2 separate regions of the Mus musculus genome follow, and region 2 is linked to region 1. The links are chromatin contacts, found by Hi-C or POLR2A ChIA-PET in ENCODE. All regions are on one chromosome and are shown on one strand. The core of a region is the stretch at or near the end of the contact, and the rest is flanking DNA. Distances in the headings are between cores, read along the strand shown.

The links. Hi-C counts contacts between places; a loop is a spot of excess contacts on that map. ChIA-PET counts read pairs that join two places held with the same protein, here RNA polymerase II (POLR2A).
Region 2: a loop to region 1 is called in a map of v-Abl transformed pro-B cells, with 6 times the contacts of the local background. The contact joins the promoter of Nxt1 here to the promoter of Xrn2 in region 1. A Hi-C loop is called at or near these places in 1 of 37 maps with a recorded cell type or tissue (v-Abl transformed pro-B cells). POLR2A ChIA-PET finds 5 or more read pairs at or near these places in 1 of 5 experiments (Patski).

The regions. Positions count from the first base shown.
Region 1 is chr2:147,010,725-147,015,371 of GRCm38, reverse strand. Xrn2 (5'-3' exoribonuclease 2) reads right to left here and starts at 2,373. Exons shown (of 30, transcript NM_011917.3): 1 at 2,176-2,373. The coding sequence starts at 2,250.
Region 2 is chr2:148,671,303-148,675,720 of GRCm38, reverse strand. It overlaps Nxt1 (NTF2-related export protein 1), which reads right to left and starts at 3,106. Exons shown (of 2, transcript NM_019761.6): 1 at 2,886-3,106; 2 at 1-439. The coding sequence starts at 380.

The DNA.
Region 1 (4,647 bases), core at 1,124-3,623:
TGAGGCCAACCAGAGCAACACAGTGAGACCTTGTCTTAAAAGAAAATATGTGACTTTTCATCAACAATAACAGCTGGAAAGAGTGTTTCCAACATCTTCATGGGAAATGGTTTTCCAGCTTGGACTCATACTCATGGAGAAAATAAATTTTGGGACCTACAATGACAGAAAACTCAGATCACACAGTGGCATTTTCTAAAAAGTCAATTCAAACGTAAAAACCAAGGATAGATTTAAGCCAAGAAAGATGAGCTATTTAGCAAAGAGTAATTCTCAAGAAGCACCTTTCCAGGAAGCATACTGAAAAAAGTGCTGTGAAGAAAACAGACATAAAGACAACTCCAGGCTGGGAGTGGCAGTATACAGGCAATCCCAGCTTGCCTGTGTCTGAGGGTCTGGAGTTTGTGGCTAAGTAGGGAGATCCTACTTAAAAAATTAAAAAATTAATACTTAAAAGAGGCGCAATGGCCCCAGTACAGGGGAACGCCAGGGCCAAAAAGTGGGAGTGGGTGGGTAGGGGAGTGGGGAGGAGGGTATGGGGGACTTTTGGGATAGCATTGGAAATGTAAATGAGGAAAATACCTAATAAAAAAAAGAGGCGCAATGGACCAAAAAAAAAAAAAAAAAAAAAAAAAAAGGACTTGACGGAATGCCTGATAAAAGAATTTGGATGGGGAAAGGTATAAAGTGTACCCAACTAGGGGTGAAAGGGAGGGGGTAAGGGAGGAGCTAGCGCGAATAAAAGATAAACAGCCTAAACTACAATCACAATTAAAAACAGCCAACAACACTGCTTCTATCGAAGCTTGTATGGTCAAAGGTTTGACAATCTTGAATGAGAACTAAAATGTACAGGGGAACCAAAAAGTTAAACAGCTGGGGGGGGGGGTGCGGGGAAATAACATCAATCTTAGAAATAGAAATGATACTTTGTATAGGCGATAGAATTTTTGTTTGTTTTGCAAGAGGGTCTCATTACGTAAGCCTTGGTTTGCTTTGAACTCTGTGTATATCTGGCTGACCTCCAAAACTCAAGCCTACCTCTCTCCCAAGTGCTGGGAGTAAAAGTATGTGCCACGCCTTGGCCCGATATACGTTTAAACGAGTTCTCCGTTAAATTACAAATTTTACCGTCAGATTTATGGATTAGCATTAGAAAAACTGGGGTGGTGGTGAATAAATAGCTAATTCCTCTTCTACCCAAAATTAGATAGACCTAAAACCGATAAATCAAACTTAACCATATTAAGAGACACAACCAAAACAGTTCAAAGTGTCTGTTACGAAAAAGTGGCTCTCCCTTTGGAAGACCCCCCCCCCCCAGGAGAACACAATGTTTATAAAGAAATAATGGTTCAGCTTAGCAATTTGTCTTTGGAGAACACAAAAATATACTAGGATTGTCACCAAAACAAAGCTTTTGGTTTCTTCTAAGACAGGAAGTGAGAAAGTAAATAACTTCAGCGGGAGAAATAGGTTCTTGGAGAGAGGCGGTTCTAAAGCCGAAAGTGGGAGGGGACACATGTGCCCGGAACTTTTCCAATCCAGAAATTCTAACTTAGAGTACAAAGTCGAACTCGACAGAATTACGCGAACGACAAAAGCAACACTCACGAATCGGAACGACTTAAAAGTCTGCCTGTAAACTAGCAAACTAACGGAGGCAGGAAGTGAAACACAGCGAGCTGCCCGGCATTCGTACAGCAAAGCCCGCCAGGGAGAAAGAGCGCTCCCCTAGCCTAGTCCTTCGTAACTAGCTGCTGCCCGCGCACGCTTAACTGCAACAAATGGCCAGGCTCGGGTGGAAAACAAGCGATCCAGCCAACGGGAACTCCGGGCTCAAGACAGTGGACCAACCAGCGGTCCCTACCCTGCCAACCTTGCTGCCCGCGCTAGGGGGGCTGACTAGCCTGGGCGCCCTTTGGAGCTCAGTGAGCGGCGCGGAGGGAACAAAGCCGTGGGCGGAGCCTGGGGTGCCCCGCTTCGCAGGCGGGGGAGGAGCCGCCCAAGCCCCCAAAGCCCCCTACTCGCCCTCGCTCCGCCCAGACCGCCTCCGGAACCGCGAACCCGCGAAGCGGCCCGTGAGGCAGCTTGGGGCGGGCGCCCATCCCCGAGGGCCTCGGCCTAGACCTGCCACGCCGGGTCCCCACTCCGGCGTACTGGCCGCCTCCTCACCTTCTCCTCCACGCAGTTGACAATGATGGACGGGTACTTGCGGCTGAGCCAGCGGAAGAACGCCGGGACTCCCATGACCAGCGGGCAGCTCGAAACAGCAGCCGGGCCAGCGGGAGAGTGTAACCAACGAGACTAGCAGGAGCGGCAGCCGCGGGCACCAGCACTTCCTCCCACGTGCGTTCAGCGGCCGGAAGTTACGTCATACCACCACCGCGGGGGATGCAGGGAAAGGAGCTCGGTTAAGTGGAAGTTCATTTAGACTGCCGGAGTGGAGGCCCGGCTGGGCGAGCTGTAGACCTGGCTCGCCGCGTTCTCTGGTAAAGCCTTTGAGAGCCGACTCCTGGCGGATGCCTTCTCCGGCAATCCAGCCAAGAGCGCCGGCCACATTAGGCCCGCAGCCGCAAAGTCCTTGTGTGGCCGAGACTTTGGAAAGGCGTGGCCTATCTTACTTCCTTTCTCACAATCAGTCTTGAGCTGAATAGAAGCATCTACACTCTAGTTTCCATTTCCTGGTTTCTCTCATTTCTATGCTGCTGTGCCTGGCCGAACTATGAAAAAGCATCCTCAAGTGTTTTGCAATTTTTTTTTAAAATCTGCTTTGCATAAGCAACTTTTTAAAAATATGTTTAAGATTTATTTTTAGTTACGCAATGTGTGTATATGTACATGTGGCTTTGTGAACGAGTGCTGGTACCTGTGGAGGCCAGAGGTTTCAAATCCCCTGGAGCTGGAGTTACAAACAGCAGTATTCAGCCTGCTGTGGCTGCCAGCAATCAAACTCTACTTTGGAAAAACAGCATGAACGCTTTACTGCTGAGCCATCTCTCAGCCCAACGAGGTCACTTTAAACAGTTGCAGAGTCTAGCCAAAATTTGCTAATATCACGTTCTAGCATTTATTGAGTACCTGTGATGTGCTTAGGCAAGGAACTAAAGAATTTTCTTATTTAATCACCAGTTGAGCCTTCTGTGCTGGCTGGCCGTGTCATTTGGGTGACTCCAGTGTAAAAAATATTCTCCAAACAGAAAAAGCAGTTTATTAGATTACGTGCATGCAGCAGGCAGGAAAGTAAAAAGCTAAAAGGGGCTTGTTTTGAGGAAGCCTGTTTCTATGTGGGCAGTAACAGCCTGGCCTTGAGGCAGTGATTGTTTGCCTGAGTCAGGCACAGTGTAACAACTCCACCCATCCTGTGGTCTTGCTCTACCGTTTTTGGGGGGGGTTTGGTTTTTTGTTTTTGTAACACAGATAACGGGTTATCAAAGAGCTAAATTGCTTGCTTATTCATACTGCTTGTATTTCACTTTAACCAAGGGTCATTTAATCCTCTGTTCTCAACCAACATGATATTTGTATCCCTTCTTTTCTGGTGGCTTCAAATGTACCCTGTCATATCCCCCATCCCACCTGCAGCATATGAAAGAAGTCTAGAAAGAGGAGGGAGGTATCTGCCCATTTGCTCAAGCTTGAAAGTCTCTTCCCTGAATCCCCCCTAGGCCTGACAAATCACAATCACAAAGGCTCACCTTAAGAGACCTCTAAAGTGTTTCTCTGCTGCTTGTCAGGCAGTAAAGGTTGCCCCTTCCTCAATGGTTTAATGACTTCATTTAAATGCTAATGTAGAGGTAACTTAAATGCTTAGAGAGGTAGCTAGCCTATGTTTAGTTTTAGAATAGTGTATATATACACATATGTGTGTGTACACGTATATGTGTTTGTGTGTGTGTGTTTAAGAATATTATTTGGAAATAGCCCCTTCTTAAGAGTTTGTGTCCTCTGGGATGTGCTATGTTCTTTTTTTTTTTTTTTTTTTTTTTGGTTTTTCGAGACAGGGTTTCTCTGTATAGCCCTGGCTGTCCTGGAGCTCACTTTGTAGACCAGGCTGGCCTCGAACTCCAGAAATCCGCCTGCCTCTGCCTCCCGAGTGCTGGGATTAAAGGCGTGCGCCACCACGCCCGGCTGTGCTATGTTCTTATATGAACACAAATTCATAGGCAGTTGGATAGGAGCAGGCAGCTTGCTACATTGAGCCCCTCCCCCAGAGTCCATCACAAGTGGTTTTGAACTTTGAAATGTAAAAAGAAGGCAAAGCTGCATAAAATGATAAGCACCGAAACTTCCTAGTCTGGCAAAGAGGCCACACACCAGTAATCCTAGCACTAAAACGGCTGAAGAGGCAGGAGAGTAGCCTGGGTCAAAAAACAAAGGAAATATACAGGAACATGCTAGTCTACAGTGTTAGGCTGGAACCCCTGGTCATCCCTCTGCACAAGCTGGGAAACCCTATTTGCCCTCCTTCCCCACCTCTAGCCCCTGCCACTCAGAAAAAATTCCCCCACCTACTTGGAAAGAACTCCCAGCTAACAGGTCACCATGCCTTGTCTCCATGTTTCCCACAACGCACCCAAGAGTGCCTGCCCAGAGACTCAGTTTTTGACCATATGTAGACACAATCCCAGCTCCTAGTTCACACCC
Region 2 (4,418 bases), core at 1,857-4,356, 1.7 Mb before region 1:
TTCCACACCGTGTTACTGGGTGACGCCTGAGCAGTCAAGATGAAGTTCTGGTTGAAGTCCCGCTGTTTGTTGCCTTCAAACTTCACTGTTCCACAGATGACCACAAGCACGGTGGTCTGGCTTGGTGTAGCGTCATCATGGACAGGCTGGCAGTCTACCACGCTGATTTGGAACTCACTGGAAGGCAACATCTCAAAAAACTCACTCAAGGATTCTTGTCCTGAAACAGCATTTCCATTCCATACTAAAGTGGCTGTGCCCATGTACAGGCGGGACAGCAGCCGACGCCGCTTATCCATAGTCGTGTAATAGACATTGACAAATTCCTCTGCAGCTCTGCAGGCCTGGTCCACATAGGTCTTGAAATCTACTGATGCCATCTCTGGTTCTGCTGACAAGAGGCCTCCGCCTGAGCGCCTCCTCCTTAGGGATCCAGGGACTGTAGGACAGCAAAGGTCAAGTGAACACAAGTGAATTTCAAAGTCTATTCTGCCGTGAGAAAAGTTTTCTTTCAAGTTTTAATTTTTAAAATAGTGTTTGTGTGCATGTGATTTGGTGCATGCCATGGCTCATTGTAGGTCAAAGGAGACCAGGCAAGAGTCCTCTCTGCCTGCCTACCATGTCTGCCTACCATCTCATGCCTCCGAGGAATCAAAAACTCAGGTCGTTAGGTTTGACAGAAAGCACCTTTACCCATTGACCCATCTAGCTCCCAACCCTATTTTTCTATAGGTAACAGAACATTTACATACTACAGGCAGATGACTTCAGGCTCAGACTCAAGCCTATTTATTTTAAAGGCAGGGTCATGATATATAGATCTGGAATCAAAGGCAGTCAGCTCAATGGCTACCTATTTCATCTTTCCAATCCTTAGTTTCCTCGAGAGAGAGAAAAAAGAAAAAAAAGGAACAGAAAATTAAACTAGACAGTGCACCACCACATCCAGCACTGAGTTAGGGACTTTAAGTCAGGAGTGGTGGAGCACACTGGAGAATCTGAGACAGGAATTGTAGACCAGTCTGGGCTAAATAGTAAGCTTGGTCAAAAAAAAAAGTCCAATATGTTCACCTTACAATGGGTTTTAAAATCCATTTATAATTATTAAAGTACATTTGATACCTGAAGTCTGCTTTCCTAAAAGCGTGGATAGGTGTGACTGCCCCTAGGCAACCAGGGTGTGGCTCATCTTAGTAAAACCTGTGTCTCCCGCTGTAGAAGTGAGTGGTTACTGACCCAACAAAGGAGAGCAGGTGCCTGTATGGGAAAAGACTACCATGAAATAATCCAACAAGGACCCAGAAGATGCAGGGAATGGCATATTTCTCAGGAGAGTGGAGGACAGTGGTTACAATGCCCATAACAAGTAAACCCAAGACTAACTAGAATTTATGTCTTCAGCATTAATGGCCACCATTTAAGACCAGCAGGGCCATGACACCATAGCAGAAAGGCTCTAGCATTCAAACAGTCTCAGGGAGATTCCGGAAGATCACAGTTCCTTAAAACATTAAAGTTCCATCACATAAGCAGCATGGCTTTTCTTTTTACAACAGGAATGGCTGCTAATTTTTTCTATGGTTAACTATTTCCACTTAAAAGAACCTAGTACTGATCAATATTACTGAAAATAGGACACAAGTAATTTATATTATTTGCCAATTTCCAGAAACAGGGTCTCTACAGAGTAAGCTTAAAACTTTAAGCTGTGAACACATGCTTTTTCATTTCAAGAGCCTTTATTATTTTATTGAGACACGTTCTCTCTATGTATTTCTGCCACTTCTATGTAGACCACACTGGCTTTGAACTCATGACATCCGCCTCTGCCTTTTGTGCTGGGAATAAAGGTGTGCACGACCATGCCTGGGCCAACATTTTTTTTTTTTTGGTTTTTCGAGACAGGGTTTCTCTGTGTAGCCCTGGCTGTCCCGGAACTCACTTTGTAGACCAGGCTGGCCTCGAACTCAGAAATCCGCCTGCCTCTGCCTCCCAAGTGCTGGGATTCAAGGCGTGCGCCACCATGCCCGGTTTCATTTTTTTAAGCTTATCAGTTTATGAACGATGGATTCCACACAGAGCAAGGAGGAAGCTGGCCCTATAGATGAATTCGGAGCCAGCTTGATACTGCTCTTGCCACTCTCTCACCAAGGTCCTCCGACTCAACAATCAATCTGAAGTGCTGTTTGCTTAGTAGTTTAGGTACATTCCCTCAATCATCATTGCACAAGTCACTGTAACAACTTTACAAAAAGAGTTACAAACTTACTTGCTTCATTCTACGGAAGCAAGGGAGTCAGAGCTATGCTTACTAAGTTCCAGGATTTTTTTGAAAGCAGTTCTATATGAAAACAGCTCTAGGGATGCTGGCTTAACAATGTTCTCCAAGGTAACCATATTTCTCTGTCCAACCACCTCATCCCCACTTCTTTAGGCCACAATGCTTCGCCCTAACATTGGTCACGCCCCCAAAGATGATCACCCCTATTTCTGGTCCTCAGCTACCCACAGAACCCGGTCATCTTTCTCTCTTAAGGAGAGAGCAGTACGACCGAAACATAGTAGAGTGAGAGTCAGAAAGATGCTCCACTCCCATGGTTCATACTGTAGTTTCCTGGAGTTGGACCTCAGAAACGGCAGCCGTGCCCCGGGCCTCATTTCCAGCTGGGAGTCGCTTCTTACATCCCCCGGCCCCAAACTGCTGCTCTCCTCCGGGTATGGCAAACTCACCGCCACGGTTCTGCACATAAAAAAGCCTGATGCCAGGTTGCAGAGACACCACGTGGAGGAAAGGACAACATCCATGTCTTATTGAGCCTAAGAAAAGGGAAGAGGTCCCTGGTGCCGCGGCGTTGCCAGACGGCCAGGCAGGAGCGCTCACTTACCTGCTCGATCTCGGTCAGCGCCGCCAAGGCGACTCGGTCCCGGGTTCCGCCCCGGTCGCGGTCCCGGGCCAGAAGAGTTTCTCTCCTGTTCTCCTCTTCCTCCCAGAGGCTCCGCCTGAGAAGCCGACGTCCAGGAGGCGAGGAACGGTTAAGCGCCGGTAGTGGCTTCCCGCGCGCCGCAAGCTGCAATGTGCGCAGGCGCTAGCATCCCGGTTCCCGTCGACTCCCGCCTCCCCGCGACGGGCAGCTACGCGAGCCAGTAGAAAACTTGGCTCCGCCCAGGTGTGGCGGCAAAGACAGTGTAGGTTCCGGGTTAGGCACTATCCTAGAAGATCCGGTTGAGGGAGCTCTGATTGGATGTTGTGGAGAGGGTGGAGTCAACGCGCTTAGCTGTGGAAGGCTTGGTTAATAAGAGATATCTGTCTTTGCTAGATCTGGCTCCCTTCTTCTGTGTGTGTTGGGATGATATCTTGTGGAGACTCGTGAAGCTTCAACGTGGAGCTTCACTGGTTGATGCTAACTAGGGAGACAACAGCATGGCTTCAATAAGGCTCTGGACTGAACCCAGCACATAGACACCCGTAGTGTAGGAACCCGGTGGAAGGCTAAATCTGAGAGTCTGTGGAAGTCCTTGTGGTCAAATATGGTCAAATATCTTAGCTGAGCGCACCCTTCCTAAGGTGAAGCTACTTAGAGTTGACAAGCAGATGAACTTATAAGAGAACAAATTTTAGTCTAGTGAGAACTGAGGTCGAAGAGGCGGGCAAGGGGACAATGGTAGTTGACTTTCTATGCAGTGCAAATTGAGTTTCCTGCTGGCTCCAGCTGCGGCGCAGTACCACCTCATTTAAGACACTGAATTTGTTTTAATCTGGAGCTGTCTAGATACCTAGCATAGAAATGGAGCCATTTCGCGTGGGAAATTGGGAAACTGCTTCGTGTATCAAAACCCAAAGAGCTAACTTTGCTGAGACCTGATTCTTTGCTTCATCTGCCCGGCTAGGAGAGCTGTTTGTAAGTGGCTTTGTTCAATTAAGTACTTTAATCTGTATTTTGTTACCAACCTCTCGGCTCCTTTTGCTCATGTTACTAAGGGAACATTTGTTTTTAGATTTAAGAAACGAGAATGGCTGTTCAATATAGGTCACTTCCCACTGGAGTTAAGTGAGTGAAAAGTTTTCATTATTGAAAGAATTAAGTTGGAGTCTGAGTTTCAAGGATGAATAAGTGCCTTTGGAGCAGTAGTTACACAAAAATATGTAGTAAACCTGGGGATAAAGTAGTGGTAGGTCCCAGGACTTTTCCTGAGGGAGAACTTGACCTTTATTCTTTCAGTAGCCCTTGAATTTGGGAGATTAGAGATGCCTCTGATTCTAAAGGACTGGCCACTGACACAGTTGAGCGTATTCGTCAAGGTTCTCTAGAGGATAGAATCTCTCTCTCTCTCTCTCTCTCTCTCTCTCTCTCTCTCTCCCTCTCCCCTTCCTCTCCTCCACCCCTCCCCCCTCTCCCTCTTTCTCTCCCCTTCCCCTC